5 separate regions of the Homo sapiens genome follow, and regions 2, 3, 4 and 5 are each linked to region 1. A link is a contact called in ENCODE Hi-C or POLR2A ChIA-PET data. All regions are on one chromosome and are shown on one strand. Each heading gives the region's core, a stretch centred on a gene start or an enhancer-like site at or near the end of the contact. The rest is flanking DNA. Distances are from core to core; before and after follow the strand shown. Region 1 holds the start of ETF1 (eukaryotic translation termination factor 1). Region 2 has its middle 35 kb from the start of STING1. Region 3 holds the start of STING1 (stimulator of interferon response cGAMP interactor 1). Region 4 holds the start of DNAJC18 (DnaJ heat shock protein family (Hsp40) member C18). Region 5 overlaps FAM13B (family with sequence similarity 13 member B).

Region 1 (3,399 bases), core at 408-2,907:
GGTCTCGCTCTGTCACCCAGGCTGGAGTGTAGTGGTGTGATCTCAGCTCACTGCAGCCTCGAATTCCTCGGCTCAAGGGTTTCTCCCACCTCAGCCTCCCAAGCAGCTGGGACTACAGGCGCGGGCCACCACACCAGGCTAATATTTTGTAATTTTGTAGAGACGGAATCTTGCCATGTTGCCCAGGCTGCTCGCAAACTCCTGGGCTCAAGCGATCCTCCCCTTTGGCCTCCCAAAGTGCTGGGATTACAGCCGTGGGCCACTGCACCAGGCCCTTCATTCACTTCTATCTGCACTGTCACCACCCTAATGTAAGCGAAAATCATCTCTCACATGATAATGAAGCAGCCAAAATGGTCTCTGGGCTTCTCCTGTACTCTCTCCAGTCCACACCAGGGCTCTAAACCCTTTAAACTACCCACTGTTCTTGAAAGAAACCAAACTTCTGAATCTGGCTTAAAAGACCCTACATGACCTCTTCCCCTGCTGCTCCCTCAAACCACTCTCCCCGTCCCTGACCTTGTGCCAGCACACTGGCGTTTCTGTAGTTCTCAACTGTATTCTGTTTCCTCCTGACAAACTCTTAATCATCCTTTGGGTCTCATTTCAGAGCTGGGTCCCCGCCATACACTCTCAGAGCACCCTGAAGTACTTAAGCATTTGTGTAATTATTTTATTACAAAAAGTATAAAATCACAAACTTAAAAACCCAATCGACTATAAGCTCCATAAGGGTAAGTACTGTCATCTGTTTGGTTCACCTCTGTATCCCCAGGAAAACAGGGTCCAGCACACGGTCTGGGCTCAATATTTGAACCCAGACGAGGTGAGGGGGGACAAAGTAGCCACCTAAAAATCCTAACTCAAAAAGATAAAGTTCTAACCGTATGTGGATGCCCATTTTGTTTCAACTCTCTCCACCCCCATTCTCAACGGCTCAGGCCAAATCATACATGGGACCAGATACCTCAGGTCTCCAAGCTCAGGCAGCCCCCGCTGTCTTCCACCCCATAAAGTTCTAAGTCCAAAGTGAGCCCGTCCTAGCTCTGGGGCGAGAGAAAACAGGCCTCTTTCGCCCCTGCAGGTGAGGGTCCCGGACCGCCCGGAGGCAGGTTCCTCATCCAGACCTACTGGCCAGGACTCCTCCACACTATTCCGTGCAGCCATGACGCACGCAGACCGCAGCACTTCGTCAGCGAAGAAGCCGCTGAGCGCGAGGCGCTTCTTCGCGGCTTCTCAAGCACCGTTCAAACCGCGCGTCGGGCCCAAGTGCCTAGCTTCGAGTCGCAAAGCCTCAGATGTCCACCCTATTCAAGGAGAATGGACTGAAAAGACGACGACCCCGGTCCTCTCTCTTTAAGAACCACCCCCATTCGAGCCTGACGGGGGCTCTCAGTAAACTCGCGAGAGCCACCGGCTTCCGCCCGCTTCCTCCTCTCGCCTTGCCGGGCCGGAAGAAAGGTGGCACCTCCCACCCCCCAGCCTTACCTCACAAGGCGGCGCGGACCCAGCTGCAGCCAATCGGCGGGCTCATTGTAGGCTGCGGGGCAGAGAGCCAATGAGAAGTCGCGGCGGACGCCCAGCTTCTCCTCACTCGCACCGGCCCCCTCCCTTCCGCCTGCCGCCTTCCACTCCGCCCCTGGCGGAGGAAGTGATGTCACAGGCCCCATGTGAGCGGATTGCAACACATGCAGCTGCCTGGAGAGAGGGAGCCGGTGTCCTACGTCAGAGCCGCCGCCGCCGCGGAGCCGCCGCCGGGGAGGAGCAGCCGCTGCCGCCCAGGACTGGGCCCTTAGGTAAGGCACAGGGAGGGAAAGGCCGGTGACCTTTGTGGCGAGCTGCACCGGACGGGAGGAGAGGGCCTCTGGGGGATGGCGAGGAAGGGGGCCGCTCTGCCCCAGCGGCGGCGCTAACTCTGTGGTCTTGGTGTCTCCGGGCCCCGCCGGGCCGCTCTAGGGAGGAGGAGGCGAGAAGATGGCGGACGACCCCAGTGCTGCCGACAGGAACGTGGAGATCTGGAAGATCAAGAAGCTCATTAAGAGCTTGGAGGCGGCCCGCGGGTGAGCGCCGCGTCCGGCACCCTCCGTGCCCTCTTGGTTCCCGGACCCCTCAGGATGGACGCCCCCGCGCCGCATGGCCGGATGAGGAGAACCAGGCACTAGCCAACTCCCGCCTTCTGGATCTCTGGGTAGTAGCCCCTGACCCAGGGGCGAGGGTCGGCGCGGTTGGCCCGAGAAGGGGTCCTTTCCCCGCATGGGGGTAAGGGGCCCGCGCTCCCCGGTTTAGATCACTCGGCCCCCCTCGTGGTAGGCCACCGCTACTTTTGCACCTCTCCCGGGCCCTTAAGTCCAGGTCCTCCCTCTTCGGGCTCCAGGTGCTGCCACCCGACTCGGGTGCTATTGTGGCAAAGTGTTCGGCCTTCCTTTCCCAGGGCCCTTCCCTGATTTCCTCTTCTCCCTTCATTTCTCAGCCAGGCCTCATTAAAATGGCCTCTCCCTTCTGGGCTTCTGAGACCCGGGTGGGTGAAGTTTGGATGGGACGGGAAGCAGAGGTGGCCAGGGACAGCTTCTTTCTGATTCCTGATTTCTCTGGGTCTTCCACCTGTCCCAAGATGACTTCTCCCAAGTCCTCTAATTACCCCGGAGCTTCCTGGTTTTAGCTGTTCCAGGACCCACCTATAAACTGAAAATGCCAACGTACGCGCGATGTGAGGGGTGCTGGGTAGGTTTTGGTTAATGAATCTGCATGTGTATGTCCAGGAGAAATACGGGTTAGGGGGCCGTTTGATAGGAATCATAACTACAGAGTCCCTGCTGGCATTTCTCTGAAACTTGTGGGGATATCGCTGTAGAGAGGCGCCTGATGTGCTTGATGCTTGTTGAGTGAGATTCATAATTGAATTAAATGGGCTTTGAGTCTTGTACATTTTGATAAGAAACTGTAGGTGTGTCCATTGGGGGGAGAGTAGGCTAGATTAAAATTAGCTGTGTGTGTGTGTTTTCTTTTTTTTTTAACGTTGTTCGTTTGAGGAAGGTGTGCCAGGGGTATTCCTGTTTCTTTTATTACTTTATTTTGTTCCTTTCCCAGTCATAGAAACTTTTTACTTACAGGAAGTGCCCCCCCCCCCAAAAAAAAGTGTTTGGAACATTATTACATACTTGTATGTCTGAGCATTCTTAGAATAGTAGAATGGCCTGCCTCAGGCCATGTGAAAAGTTGATTTCAGCACAAGAATTTGACATTCTGGTTTCCAGCCCAGGATTGTCATTTATGGGTAGATTTGCAATTTTAGAATGACAGCCCCTCCAAGCTCTTCATTATTACTGTTATATGAAACAGGATGTGCTTAATTGTACTGAAGGCCCAATTCACAGGTTGGTTTTACTAGTGTTTTGTTCT
Region 2 (3,399 bases), core at 306-2,805, 970 kb before region 1:
GTCAGCATAGAGTGCTCAAGAATATCTATAATAATGACATAGTGTCCCTTAGTGTTTCCATTTTGTTACTGGTAAAAGAAGCAGCCGGGTGCAGTGGCTCACACCTGTAATCCCAGCACTTTGGGAGGCCGAGGTGGGCAGATCACGACGTCAGGAGATCGAGACCACCCTGGCCAACATGATGAAACCCCATCTCCACTAAAAATACAAAAATTAGCTGGGCATAGTGGTGGACACCTGTAGTCCCAGCTACTCGGGAGGCTGAGGCAGGAGAATTGCTTGAACCCAGGAGGTGGAGGTTGCAGTGAGCTGAGATCACGCCTTTGCACTCAAGCCTGGACGACAGAGCGAGACTCCATCTCAAAAAAAAAAAAAAAAAAAAGAAGCAGCAGCAGCAAAGATGTTCTGGGCATCTTAAAACTTTGGGATCATTATGGGGGAGGTGGTGCAGGTGGTATGTGTGATAGGAATGCTTTTATGTTGGGTCTCAAAATGTGAGGAGTGTTTAGGCAGGTAGAAAAGGTGGCAAAGGAGTGTTCAGGCCAAAGCCTGTGATAAAGCACACAAAGGACGTGGGAGATGACAAGAAACGAGACTGAAAGGGTTGTGCATGCCAAGCTAAACGTGTGGACTGATCCTGAGGGCAGTCAGAAGCCACTGAAGAGTTTGGGGCCAGTGAGTACATTCCAGCAACAGAGAGAAGTGTTAAAATAGCTGATGTTGGCCGGGGACAGTGGCTCATGCCTGTAATCCCAGTGCTTTGGGAAGCCGAGGTGGGAGGATCGCTTGAGTCCAGTAGTTCAAGACCATTTAGAGAGACCCCAACTCTACAAAAAAAATGAACAAAAGTAGCCAGTCGTGGTGGCATGCAACTGTGGTCCCAGCTACTCCAGAGGCTGAGGAGGAAGAATGGCTTGAGCCCAGGCAATTGAGGCTCAAGTGGGCCAAGATCATGCCACTGCACTCCAGCCTGGGCTCCAACCAGTTTCAAGAAAACAAACAAACAAACAAAAAAACGCTGATGCTCACTGAGCCTCTGCTTAGTACTGAAAAAGATGATTTCGTTTAGTCCTTCCAACACTCTTCCAGGGTTGTTAGTATTATTTCCATTGCATTGTAAGGGAAACTGGGGTATGAGATTGTTTTCTCAAGGTCACCGCTAGGAGTTGGTCCTGGATCCTCTTCCTGTCATCATCCTGTTGGTCTGAGAGAGGGTAGGGGTCAGGGAAGGGCTCTGAGACGATGAGAAGACAGGACGGACAACCAGACGCCATGCCCGTCTGGTTGAGGGGGAGGATGGCAGCGCTCTCGAGGGTGAAGCACAGGTTTCTGACTCGGGCTCCTGGGAGGAGCGGGCAAAGGCGTGGAGATGTGAGCCACAGGCGCCAGCCAGTGGTCCCAGGTCCGAGGCAGGACCTGCCGCCCGAGAGGCGTGGGAGCCGCACGGAGCAGCCGCCGCCTGCCTCTCTTGTCCTACTCTGGCGCGAGTCCATCCGGGCGGCGCGGCTGCTGAGAGCAGCGCCCTCTAGCGGAGGCCGGGCCTTGGCCCCGGGCCGGATGAAGTCACCGGCCGGAGGCATGCCGGGAACTGCGCCGCCGCGGCAGTCTTCACCCGCTGGGGGTGGTCTGGGCGCAGCTGCGGCCTGGCCTGTAGGGTCTCTGTCCAAACTGCGAGCCAGTGCACGCGCGAGTGTAGGGCCTCCTGACACATCACCGGGAGCTCTGCGGTACCTTCTCCTGCCTCCCGCGGCCACGGTGGTCTCAGACCCCTTAGATCCCACATTGGATCCCTTCCACCTGTCCTCACACTCCTCCGGCTTCTCTTACCACATTTTGGCCCTTCGACACCCTCGTGCTCCCCGCCTCATGCCTCATATCTCCGGGCCAGTATTTCATCGGGTCACCTCCACATCCCACTCGCTTCTCTCTGTCCCAACTGCCTGTGTCTTCATTCATGCCAACATCGACTCCAGGCTGGATGGCCACACCAGTTACCACCAGTCCGGCTCTTCAACCCATTTTTTGCCCTGCAGCTGGAGGAAGGAAATTTATTTATTTATTTTATTTATTTATTTATTTATTTTTTTGAGACGGAGTCTCGCTCTGTCGCCCAGGCTGGAGTGCAGTAGCACTGTCTCGGCTCACTGCAACATCTGCCTCCCGGGTTCAAGCGATTCTGAGGAAGGGTATTTGTAAAGATAATGTTGTTCCTAGGATTGATGATCTTCAGCAGCCTTCCTTTCATATAAAGATCAAACTTCTCGGTCTGACCCACCAGCCTTTGAGGCCTGGACCCTGCACCCTCCAGCCCATCTTTCACAAAGCCTCCCTCTGGGTGGATCCACAGTCATCTGCATCAACATCACTGGTGGAGCTTGTTTAATACACAGATTCTGGGTCCCTGTGCCAGACCCATCAAATCAGAATCCCTGGGAGTGGCACGCATTTTCACCAGGTTTCCTTAGTTGAGACCCGCTTCTTGCAGCTCCGGAAAAATTACAGGGTTACTGTAATCCCAGCACTTTGGGAGGCGGAGGTGGGCGGATCTCTTGAGGTCAGGCGTTCGAGACCAGCCTGGCCAACATGGTGAAACCCCGTCTCTACTAAAAATACAAAAAATTAGTTCGGCATGGTGGCAGACGCCTGTAATCCCAGCTACTTTGGAGGCTGAGGCAGGAGAATCACTTGAATCCGGGAGGTGGAGGTTGCAGTGAGCCGAGATTGCGCCACTGCACTCCAGCCTGGGCGACGAGTGAGTGAGACTCTGTCTCAAAAACAAAACAAAACAAAAAAAAACAAAAAACCCCAAAAAGCCAAAAACAGGGTTATCTTCCCTCCTAGCCTGTACACAGCACAGGAGGTGTAGTTTCCCCCTACTCAGACACTACACCTCCTCTGCTTCCTTCACATTGAGATTACAGGTCATCCCTCTCCTGCTCTCCTGAAGCCCCAGGCTTACTCCTAAAACAGTGCTTAAGTGGAGTTTTGCCTGTCTGCTTCTTTGTCCCCCAGTCAGAATGTAAACTCCTTATGGCAAGGGTTGTGTCTGTCTTGTTCACAGAGCAATGTGCCTGGCACAGAGAAGGGGATCAATAAATATGTGTTAAGTATTGAATTAATGAATATCTGGACATATTCCAAGCTTGAGACAATTCTAGCACCTGGCATCTGGTGAGAGAGAAGAGGAACTAGAATAAGCCATCCCTGGGGTGGAGGAGAAGAAGTGATTGGGGAGTATCGGGCCCTTCCAGTCCCCCTCCAGCTGTCACCCACAGGGGTCTAGTTTAAGGATGTATCTCCTCCCAAGGATGCCAAGGAGAACCTGTGTGCATATATCAACTTTCTTCTCTGTGGTCTCTGTGGACCTCTTGACCCATCTCTACCGCTCTACTGGGGCGT
Region 3 (3,399 bases), core at 642-3,141, 940 kb before region 1:
GGAAACCCAGCCTCGCCCGTCTGTCTAGATTCTTCTTGGCCTCTCTGAGCGTGTGTTCCTTCTTTCTGAGTGTGGGGCAGGGCCCTCTCTGGAAGGGGGATTTTATAATCTACACTCAAACAATGTAGGTCAGACCTTCCCTTCCCTTCCCTTCCCTTCCCTTCCTTCCTTTCTCTCTCTCTCTTTTTCTTTCTTTCTTCTCTTTTTTTTTTTTTTGAGACGGAGTTTTGCTCTTGTCGCCCAGGCTGGAGTGCAATGGCACGATCTCGGCTCAGTGCAACCTCCGCCTCCCAGGTTCAAGCAGTTCTCCTGCCTCAGCCTCCCAAGAAGCTGGGATTACAGGCATGCGCCATCACGCCCAGCTAATTTTTTGTATTTTTAGTAGAGATGGGGTTTCTCCATGTTGGTCAGGATGGTCTTGAACTCCTGACCTCAGGTGATCTGCCTGCCTTGGCCTCCCAAATTGCTGGGATTATAGGAGTGAGCCACTGCACCCGGCCTTTTTTTTTTTTTTTTTTGAGATGGAGTTTGACTCTTGTTGCCGAGGCTGGAGTGCAGTGGCATGATCTCGGCTCACCGCAAGCTCCGCCTCCTGGGTTCAAGCGATTCTCCTGCCTCAGCCTCCTGAGTAGCTGGGATTATAGGCACCCGCCACCACGCCCAGCGAATTTTTTGTACTTTTAGTAGAGATGGGGTTTCACTATGTTGGCCAGGCTGGTCTCGAACTCCTGACCTCAAGTGATCCATTTGCCTTGGCCTCCCAAAGTGCGAGGATTACAAGGATGAGCCATTGCGCCTGGCCTATTTTTTTTTTTTTTTTTTTGAGATAGGGTATCACTCTGTCACTTAGGCTGGAGTGCAGTGGTGCCATCACAACTCACTGCAACCTCTACCTCCAGGGGTCAAGTGATGCTCCCACCTCAGCCTCCCAAGTAGCTGGGACTATAGGCGTGTTCCGTCATGCTTGGCTAATTTTTTTTTTTTTTTTTTGTAGAGATGGGATCTCCCTGTGTTGCTTAGGCTGGTCTCAAACTTCTGGGCTCAAGTGATCCTCCTGCCTTGGCCTCCCAAAGTGCTGGGATTACTGGAATGAAATCAAGGCACAGAGCAAGCTGGGCTTTGGAGCAACCCACCAGGCTTCAAGTCCCCACTCTCAATTACTTAAACCAGTTATTTCACCTCCCTGAGCCTCGGATTATCCATCTATAAAATGGGGCTAGAATTATACCTACCTGACAGGGTGGCTGGTGAAATGATATACAAGTGAAGTGATATATGCAACACTTGGCATAATGTCTGGAACAAGGTAAACACTTTATTATTATTATTATTATTATAATTTAGGTTGATGCATGGGGATTTTATAACCTACACTCAAACAATGTAGGTCAGATCATTTTTCTTTTCTTTTCTTTTCTTTTCTTTTGAGACAGTCTCGCTCTTGTTGCCCAGGCTGGAGTGCAGTGGCCTAATCTCTGCTCACTGCAACTTCCACCTCTCAGGTTCCAGCGATTCTCCTGCCTCAGCCTCCCAAGTAGCTAAGATTACAAGCGCCCACCACCACGCCTGGCTAATTTTTGTTTTTAGTAGAGATGGGGTTTCACCATGTTGCTCAGGCTGGTCTTGAACTCCTGACCTCAAGTGATCCACCCATCTCGGCCTCCCAAAGCGCTGGGATTACAGGCATGAGCCACTGTGCCAGGCCTGCAATTACTTTTGCTCCTACCTAATATCATCCCCACAACCGCCTTCTGGGCAGAAACCGGCAGGCTCTCTTGGAGAAGTCACAGGCGTGGCCATTTCCTGCAAAGAGCCAAACCCCCATTCCTCTGTGCCCCTCCTCTCCCACCAAGTGCTTTATAAAAATAGCTCTTGTTACCGGAAATAACTGTTCATTTTTCACTCCTCCCTCCTAGGTCACACTTTTCAGAAAAAGAATCTGCATCCTGGAAACCAGAAGAAAAATATGAGACGGGGAATCATCGTGTGATGTGTGTGCTGCCTTTGGCTGAGTGTGTGGAGTCCTGCTCAGGTGTTAGGTACAGTGTGTTTGATCGTGGTGGCTTGAGGGGAACCCGCTGTTCAGAGCTGTGACTGCGGTGAGTGTTTCTAAACACCCTTGGTTTGGGGGTAGCAAAGGGCAATGGAATGGAGGCTTTCTCAAACCTCACCCCTGACCCCAGGACTCAGGCCCAGCTCATCAGGGCTTTGAGGGAAGGTTCCTACCTCCCTTCCTGAGGAACAGGAAATACCCTCCTTCCCAGCACCAGTAAAGCTGCGGTTTGGAGAAACGCCAGGGCTAGAGTGTTGTGGAGAAACCAATCGTTGTTAACATCTCATTTTCAGGCTGCACTCAGAGAAGCTGCCCTTGGCTGCTCGTAGCGCCGGGCCTTCTCTCCTCGTCATCATCCAGAGCAGCCAGTGTCCGGGAGGCAGAAGGTAGGCTCAAGATCAGCCTGGCAGAACGCCAAACCTAGGGCCCCTGGCACCCAGAGGCGAGGGGGTGCCTGCTGGCTGCCCTGTCCCCACTCCCTGAGCTCTGTTTTCCACTTTGTTGACTAAGGTCCTCCCTGGGGTGGGTTCCGGGGACAGGGGAACCCAGGTCCCCAAGGGTTCTTGGTTGGGTACGGCTGCACAGGACAGCTTCAAGTCTGGGTCTGGGATAGTTGCTGCCTTCTTTCTTCACCACACCTGTGGTCTCCCTGGGTCTTGGTGGGGCGTGTATGTGCAGGCCCTGCTCTGTTTTCAGCAAACCTCGCTGAGACAGGAGCTTTGGGGTGACTTATTCCCAGCCTGCCTCCTAGAGGTGTCTCTAAGAGCAGCCTCTGGGAGTGGCTGGGCACCAGGGAAAGGGGAACTGGGAGGAAGTGCCCAGCCAGAGCCTCAGTCCCAGAAGGGCAGGAGGGCAAGGGGAGAATGGTCATGGATTTCTTGGTGCCCACAGATGCCCCACTCCAGCCTGCATCCATCCATCCCGTGTCCCAGGGGTCACGGGGCCCAGAAGGCAGCCTTGGTTCTGCTGAGTGCCTGCCTGGTGACCCTTTGGGGGCTAGGAGAGCCACCAGAGCACACTCTCCGGTACCTGGTGCTCCACCTAGCCTCCCTGCAGCTGGGACTGCTGTTAAACGGGGTCTGCAGCCTGGCTGAGGAGCTGCGCCACATCCACTCCAGGTGACTCACTGCAGTACCCAGGGACGGGGTATCCAACGTGTGTCACTCCCTTGATGCCTAGCCCTGCCCCTCCTTGAACCTCTCTGGCTGAGCTGGGCTGGGGGCTGGGGTCTGGGGTCTGGCTGTCACTCACAGGTACCGGGGCAGCTACTGGAGGACTGTGCGGGCCTGCCTGGGCTGCCCCCTCCGCCGTGGGGCCCTGTTGCTGCTGTCCATCTATTTCTACTA
Region 4 (3,399 bases), core at 250-2,749, 900 kb before region 1:
TGATGAGACTGAGGCCAAAGAAGAAGGAAAAAGGAGATGTTCAGGATCACGCAATGATTTGTGGCAAAACCCCAGCTATTAATATAACACCTATACAACTTCTAGACCAGTGCTTTTTCCACTTGAAAGGCCTTGTTATCTGAGTTTTGTTTTTTGTTTTTTTTCTGAGACAGAGTCTCACTCTGTCACCCAGGCTGGAGTGCAGTGACGCGATCTTGGCTCACTACAACCTCCGCCCCCTGGGTTCAAGCGATTCTCCTGCCTCAGCCTCCCTCCCGAGCAGCTGGGACTACAGGCACACGCCACCATGCCCAGCTAATTTTTGTATTTTTGGTAGAGACGGGGTTTCACCATGTTGGTCAGAATGGTCTCGATCTCCTGACCTCGCGATCCGCCTGCCGCGGCCTCCCAAAGTGTTGGGATTACAGGCATAAGCCACCGCGCCCGGCCGTTCTCTGAGTTCTTAAGTGGGCATAATGTCAGTGATGCCAGGGCCATGACTGTAGGCAAGGGCTGGAACTGCATGCCCTTTGGTGCTTTTACCCTTCCAAGTTTATGTCCAGGAATATACATCTCTCCCCAACTGCCTAAGTAGGTGCTAGTTGATATCATGATTGATTTGGTCTTCTTGGGTAAGACCTCAGTTAATTCTGGGTAATTTTTTGTTTGGGGATGAACTGTAGCCATCCACCTATGAAGAAAGTGTTGCTTTTATTCTTTGCTAGGTTCCATCCATACCTGGATGAGGAACAGCAAGAATATTTATTTCCTCATTTCCTTTTTACTAATCTCAATGTCTGGTCCTTCAGAAAAGAAACGAATGGGCTAAAGAGATAACTAGACTGGAAGAGAGGAGAAAAGTGTCAGAGGGGTGTTGGAGTAGGATGGGTTGGAGGAAGGACAGGAACAGCAAAGATGGAGGCTCTTCATGCCGGCCCCAATACCTTTCCATGTCTTCTTTCTCCACCCCGATACCCTCTGATGTCCAGTGCCTGAGGAGCTGGGGCAGTAGGGACATACTGAGATTGCCCTCCAACCCCATAAATCTACATCACTTTTCTATTTTCCTGACTCAAGCTTCCAAAGGCTGGGTTCCGCATCCCCAAAACCCATCTCTGAATCTCCAGGGCCTACCACTGACTGCACAGAACAGGCATTAGCGTATGCTTCAAAAAGACATCCCTGAGGAGCATAATAGTCATACTGTCACCCTCTAGCCTATAGTTTGCGAAGCCCTTTCCAGGCAGGACTTCAGTCGCCCCTCCTTGGATGTCCCTAGGGTTAGGCAGGGCCGAAGCCACTATCCCAACTCTACAAATGAGGAAAAGCCAAGAGCCGTGCTGCAGGCAGCTGGCAGCTGGCAGCAGCACTCTTCCACAGATCTCCTGACGAAGGTCGAGCACTTCTCTGCGTCTCCCACGGCCTCTGGCGCAGAGCCTGCCGGGAGTTGTAGTCCAGTGCCCCGGGAGCTCATATGGACTGGACTACAATGACCAGCGTGCCCCGCGCTCCGCGCCCCCTTCTCTTTCAGCCTCGGGCACGGGGGAGGCTCGGCGGACCTGCTGATTGGGAACCGATATGGCGGCGACTCTGGGCAGCGGGGAGCGCTGGACGGAAGGTACTAGGTCCCCGCCTGAAGGAGGGATAGGGCGGCCTTCGGGAGAGATCAGGGATGAGGATCCTGAAGACGCACAAGGGCTGAGATCCTGGGTCTGAGGTGATGGATAGAGGCCTGTGAAAAGATGCTGAGCCTGAGTAGGGTTGCGGATGGGGTAGGGAAGCTGGGGACCGACCGCGAGCCCAGAGTCACCGGTGACGACTTGTTGCCTCCGGCCCCCAGCCCCGCCCCCGCCCGTGCCCCGCCCAGGGCCCGCAGCTGTCAGGCCCCGCCCATGCCAAGGTGACTGGAGGGCCCGTGGGGTGCTGCGGTCTCTCCGCAGCTTGCTAACCTGGCCCTTATCTTTCGCCTAACTGGGCCACCTGACCTTCAGTCCCTGTTTGATCATGTCGCTCCAGCCGGCATCAGGACCAGCCTTTTCCACCCTACAGTCAGGCAAAAAATATTGATCCAATACCTATTGTGTGCCCCGCCTAATGCTGATTCTGCAGTGGGGATTTGACTGACATGGGTCCCTTAGCTCACAAAACTCGCAGCCCACTGAGAGAGTTTGACGACTGAACAGCCAATTACAAAACGGGCGAATAATACAAAACGCCTGGGCTACACAGCAAGGTCAGGGATTTGGAGAGCACACTTACAAGGTACCTAACGCAGACTGGCTGTCAAGGGAGGTTTCTTGCAGAAAGTGTTACAAATGGTGACAAGAAGGATGCGTCGGAGTTAGCCAGGCCGACTTAGAGGAAGACTGTCCAGGAGCAGTGGGTGGAGGTAGCTGAGGGATGTTAAGCGGAAGAAAGATGTTGTTAAAGCCTTTCTCAGGTCCTCCAGAGAAGACATGAGTGCTCTGCCCCTTTTGACTGTATTGCTTATGACCCTCTTTACATTCTGCAGGTGTTGTTATTGAATCTTCTCCCTTTAAACCAGGGGTATCCAATCTTTTGGCTTCCCTGGACCACATTGGAAGAAGAATTGTCTTGGGCCACACATAAAATACACTAACTGACGACTAAATAACTAACTGATGACAGCTAATGAACTTTAAAAAAATTGCAAAAAAAAATCTCATAATGTTCTTTTTTTTTTTTTTGAGACGGAGTCTCGCTCTATCACCCAGGCTGGAGTGCAGTAGCGCGATCTCGGCTCACTGCAACCTCCGCCTCCCGGGTTCACGCCATTCTCCTGCCTCAGCCTCCCGAGTAGCTGGGACTACAGGCGCCTGCCACCACGCCCGGCTAATTTGTTGTATTTTTAGTAGAGACGGAGTTTCACGGTGTTAGCCAGGATGGTCTCGATCTCCTGACCTCGTGATCCGCCCGCCTTGGCCTCCCAAAGTGCTGGGATTACAGGCGTGAGCCACCGCGCCCGGCCCTCATAATGTTCTAAGAAAGTTTACGAATTTGTATTGAGCTCAAAGCCGTGCTGGGCCACATGCCACCTGTGGGCCGCGGGTTGGACAAGCTTGCATTAAACTAACCTCTTTGTGGTCAGGAGTAGATCTTACCCATCCGCCCTCTTGATCTTCTAGCCAAGTTCCTTGGTATATATTAGTTCTATAATTGTTAGTGTAAAAGAATTGAACTCCTCTCTACTTTAAATTTTAGGGGTGGGAGGCACTGCAACAAAAAATACTATTTTACGAGCAGTGTCTCTTCTGACCACGGACCACAGAGAAACATGTTTATTCAGCTTTGTATGAGTGCTTAAAAGTCAGCATGACGCCTCTAGCCCTGGCCATCATGCTTACCTTCTCATGCTTACGAGCAGCCTCCCAGAGAGGA
Region 5 (3,399 bases), core at 574-3,073, 550 kb after region 1:
AAAGTCTATCAATGGGCCCTCATCAGACACTGAATCTGCTGCTGCCTTGATCTCAGACTTCTCAGCCTCTAGAACTGTGAGAAATACATTTCTGTTGTTTCCTAGTGTATGGCATTTTGTTATAGTAATGTGAATGGACTAAGAAAATTGGTGCTGAGGAGTGGGTGTTGCTGTAACAAATACCTAAAATATGGAAGTTGCTTTGGAACTGGGTAATGGATAGAGGCTGGAAGGTCTTGCACTCACCCAGGCTGGAGTGCAGTGGTGTGATCTCGGCTCACTGCAGCCTCCGCCTCCTGGGTTCAAGCGATTCTTCTGCCTCAGCCTCCTGAGTAGCTGGGACTACAGGTGCGTGCCACCACACCTGGCTAATTTTTGTATTTTTAGTAGAGATGGGGTTTCACCATGTTGGCCAGGCTGGTCTCAAACTCCTGACCTCATGATCTGCCCACTTCAGCCTCCCAAAGTGCTGGGGTTACAGGCATGAGCCACTGCGCCTGGCCAGAAAATTTTTTAAAATGAGCTGGGCATAGTGTCATGTGCTGTGGTCCCAGTGACTCAAGAGGCTGAGGTGGGAGGATTGCTTGAGCATGGGAGGTCCAGGCTACAGTGAGCCATGATTGTGCCACTGCACTCCAGCCTGGGCAACTAAGTGGGACCCTGTCTCAAAAAAAAAAAGACAAAAAAAAAAAAAGACCCTGAAGGCAATTCAGAAATCAATTACAGGCCTTGAGTGCAAGGGCCTGCGAGGAGGCCCTAAATGCAAAGGAGGGGCCACCAATGATGGGGGACCTTGGGGACCTTGGCAAGATTCCATTATGCCTGGTACCATACTCTTCTGCCACTTTAGGTATGGCTCTGGTGTGATAACAGGCAGCACCATCTCTACCAGAGCACAGAGTGTGTGAGCCCTAGGGGTGGCTACCTCCACCGTTCAAAGGATGGGGCTGCCCCGGTGACCCAGGGAAGAGGACCATGATGGGGATGGGATATGGTATATTGGTCATTTGGAAAAGATTGCTTCACTGAGTTCTGTAATCTTCCAGATAGTTGGCACATTTGTTAAAGTTCACATTCTTTAATATCACTGTTGATTGCATCAGAAGCATCTTTAAGTATTCAGGTGTTTTTGAGCTTATGGAGGAGGATACAGGTTTTCCAGAATTTTGATTTTTGCTTGAAAATTCAAATTTTATATTGTCAGTTTTTCTTAGAGTCTTAGTCGTTTCTGAGAAAATGTCTGCCAGTGTTCAAGTCCTAATAACCATGGTTTAGATGTTAGTCTTTCAAGTAAAAATGGTATTCCGTAATAAAAGTGATTAGTTTAGCTCTCAACAAGGTAAGTTATGCTGCAGAAGTGCTTTATGAGTACTTCCCTTTTACACTGAATATTAAAAAAGAAATGTACTCAAGGAGTAAGATGAAATTAATCATTGTTTTCTGCTTCTCTGTCACGGACTGGCCCCTTTTTAAAAAGTTTCAAGTGGCTGGTGAGGAAGAATGCAGTGGCCACAGTATTACTTGTCTGGACTTATGCTAAGACCCCAAGCAGCTTTTTCTACCATTGATTTTGCATCATCATTGTTGAAAACTTTAAACAACAATTTTAAGTTTATTTGAGCATTAAAGGATTCATGAATCAGGCAGCAGTCAAAACCAGAGGAGGTTCAGAGTGCTCCACTTTAGCAGCCTGAGCATTGGGGCTTTTATAGGCTGAAAGCAGAAGTAAAGAAATAACTTGATTGGGTAGGCATTTGCCTTATTTGGATATGATACAGTGGAAAGTTCCTAGTTAGAGGTTAGTTGGTGGGTTTTGATTAGTCATCTTACTGTTGACATTGGGTTTCAGTTCACTTATGTAGGAAGCCAAGGCACTGGAGCCATCTCAGCCTGATGGCCTCCCAATTTAAGAAATTTGAAAACATGCAAATGTCAGCACAGTGAAAAAGGCATACAGTATGAAGGTACTTCTAACTCTTTCATAGACGGTTTTGAAGACTCTCAGGTTTATAGACCTCTTTTTGAGAACCAGTGGTTTAAATGTTTGCTTGTGAGTTGTATTGATTGGTCTGTTCATGTATCTGTTATTTCTGCAGTTGTCATTAGCTATGTTTTGTTAAGATTTAAGCTGTCTTCAGAGTGGAAAAAATGGTGGAGTTTGGGGTGTGAGCAGCCTAGGGTGCATGAAAAAGCAGTAGTTTTGTTTGATTGATCCTGAGGTTCTTATCCATGAAGTCCATGGAAATCTCAAGATTGTTTCTAAATTGTTGTTTTATATCCACATGTTTATCATTTAGCTTTATATATATTATATATATATATATTTTTTGAGATGGAGTTTCGCTCTTGTTGTCCAGGCTGGAGTGCAATGGCACGATCTCAGCTCACCGCAACCTCCGCCTCCCGGGTTCAAGTGATTCTCCTGCCTCAGCCTCCCAAGTAGCTGGGATTACAGGTGCCTGCCACCAGGCCCAGCTAATTTTTTGTAATTTTAGTAGAGATGGGGTTTCACCATGTTGGGCAGGCTGCCCTTGAACTCCTGGCCTCGTGATCCACCTGCCTCGGCCTCCCAAAGTGCTGGGATTACGGGTGTGAGCCACGGCATCTGGCCTCATTTAGCTTTATATTTAAATGTACAAATTTTAGGGGAATTTTTACCTTTAAAAAATGTGAAGAGAGAAAGGAGAGTTCTAAAAGAGCTTTTACCTTTTCTTCCCTGTGCTTTGTAATCTTTTTCCTGTGTTGTATTGGGAAAGTTTATTTTGGCTTGAGGTTTAGGTAATTTTTAATTTATGCTCATGCTTAAGAAACCACAAGCCAAAAAAAATTACTTCGTGTTATAAAGTTCATTTAAAGTTGTGCTTCTGATGCCTTCCTAAAACTCAATTTAGAAAGATGAAAAATTGGGCTGGGCTCAGTGGCTCATGCCAGTAATCCAGCACTTTGTGAGGCCAAGGAGGGTGGATCACGAGGTCATCAGGAGTTCGAGACCAGCCTGGCCAACATAGTGAAACCCCGTCTGTACTAAAGATACAAAAAATTAGCTGAGCATGTTGGTGAGCGCCTGTAATCCCAGCTACTCGGGAGGGTGAGGCAGGAGAATCGCTTGAACGCGGAAGGTGGAGGTTTCAGTGAGCTGAGATTGCACATTGCACTCCAGTCTGGGCGACAGGGTGAGACTCCATCTCCAAAAAAAAAGAAAGATGAAAAATTGAAACTCTCTTTGTGGGTTGCTGATGTTAGGGCTTCATTCTTGTGAGTTCATTGGTTTCTGATGGTTCAATTTTAGATAAGGTGCAGGAAAGAAGGTGTAAGTGATTTAGGAAGAGCCATGGGTTTAGGGTTTTAAGACTGGTTTCTGGCCAGGCGCCGTGGCTCACGCCTGTAATCCCAGCACTT

Evidence for each region. A loop is a pair of places that touch in the nucleus more often than their neighbours do. ChIA-PET counts read pairs that join two places held with the same protein, here RNA polymerase II (POLR2A). Pooled maps may share reads with other maps.
Region 2: a pooled map shows a loop between it and region 1 (4-fold over the local background). The contact joins the enhancer-like site here to the promoter of ETF1 in region 1. A Hi-C loop is called at or near these places in 4 of 50 pooled maps. POLR2A ChIA-PET finds 5 or more read pairs at or near these places in 2 of 52 experiments (A549 and activated CD4-positive, alpha-beta T cell).
Region 3: a loop to region 1 is called in a map of CD8-positive, alpha-beta T cell, with 22 times the contacts of the local background. The contact joins the promoter of STING1 here to the promoter of ETF1 in region 1. A Hi-C loop is called at or near these places in 2 of 168 maps with a recorded cell type or tissue (CD8-positive, alpha-beta T cell and naive thymus-derived CD4-positive, alpha-beta T cell) and 6 of 50 pooled maps. POLR2A ChIA-PET finds 5 or more read pairs at or near these places in 1 of 52 experiments (activated naive CD4-positive, alpha-beta T cell).
Region 4: a loop to region 1 is called in a pooled map, with 9 times the contacts of the local background. The contact joins the promoter of DNAJC18 here to the promoter of ETF1 in region 1. A Hi-C loop is called at or near these places in 8 of 50 pooled maps. POLR2A ChIA-PET finds 5 or more read pairs at or near these places in 3 of 52 experiments (H1, activated CD4-positive, alpha-beta T cell and endothelial cell of umbilical vein).
Region 5: a loop to region 1 is called in a pooled map, with 3 times the contacts of the local background. The contact joins the enhancer-like site here to the promoter of ETF1 in region 1. A Hi-C loop is called at or near these places in 1 of 50 pooled maps. POLR2A ChIA-PET finds 5 or more read pairs at or near these places in 2 of 52 experiments (T-cell and activated T-cell).

What each region holds. Positions count from the first base shown.
Region 1 is chr5:138,541,494-138,544,892 of GRCh38, reverse strand. ETF1 (eukaryotic translation termination factor 1) reads left to right here and starts at 1,657. Exons shown (of 11, transcript NM_004730.4): 1 at 1,657-1,796; 2 at 1,957-2,060. The coding sequence starts at 1,975. RefSeq lists enhancers at 426-1,215, 1,097-1,496, 1,216-2,005, 947-2,146 and a silencer at 1,787-1,836.
Region 2 is chr5:139,516,232-139,519,630 of GRCh38, reverse strand. No RefSeq gene overlaps it. Among named protein-coding and RNA genes, the nearest start is that of STING1, 35 kb to the right of the region's middle. Within about 2 kb of position 1,555, at least 30 of the 41 ENCODE cell types and tissues checked have a DNase peak (open chromatin) inside an H3K27ac peak, as active enhancers do.
Region 3 is chr5:139,481,250-139,484,648 of GRCh38, reverse strand. It overlaps STING1 (stimulator of interferon response cGAMP interactor 1), which reads left to right and starts at 1,891. Exons shown (of 8, transcript NM_198282.4): 1 at 1,891-2,099; 2 at 2,347-2,439; 3 at 2,945-3,171; 4 at 3,307-3,399. The coding sequence starts at 2,945. It also overlaps the pseudogene LOC101059986. RefSeq lists enhancers at 1,719-1,838, 1,849-1,978, 2,499-2,728 and a silencer at 3,331-3,399.
Region 4 is chr5:139,437,625-139,441,023 of GRCh38, reverse strand. DNAJC18 (DnaJ heat shock protein family (Hsp40) member C18) reads left to right here and starts at 1,499. Exons shown (of 8, transcript NM_152686.4): 1 at 1,499-1,618. The coding sequence starts at 1,579. RefSeq lists enhancers at 1,129-1,628, 2,929-3,399 and a silencer at 1,832-1,941.
Region 5 is chr5:137,996,400-137,999,798 of GRCh38, reverse strand. The region is part of intron 7 of FAM13B (family with sequence similarity 13 member B); the gene reads left to right. Among named protein-coding and RNA genes, the nearest start is that of FAM13B-AS1, 35 kb to the left of the region's middle. Within about 2 kb of position 1,823, at least 2 of the 41 ENCODE cell types and tissues checked have a DNase peak (open chromatin) inside an H3K27ac peak, as active enhancers do.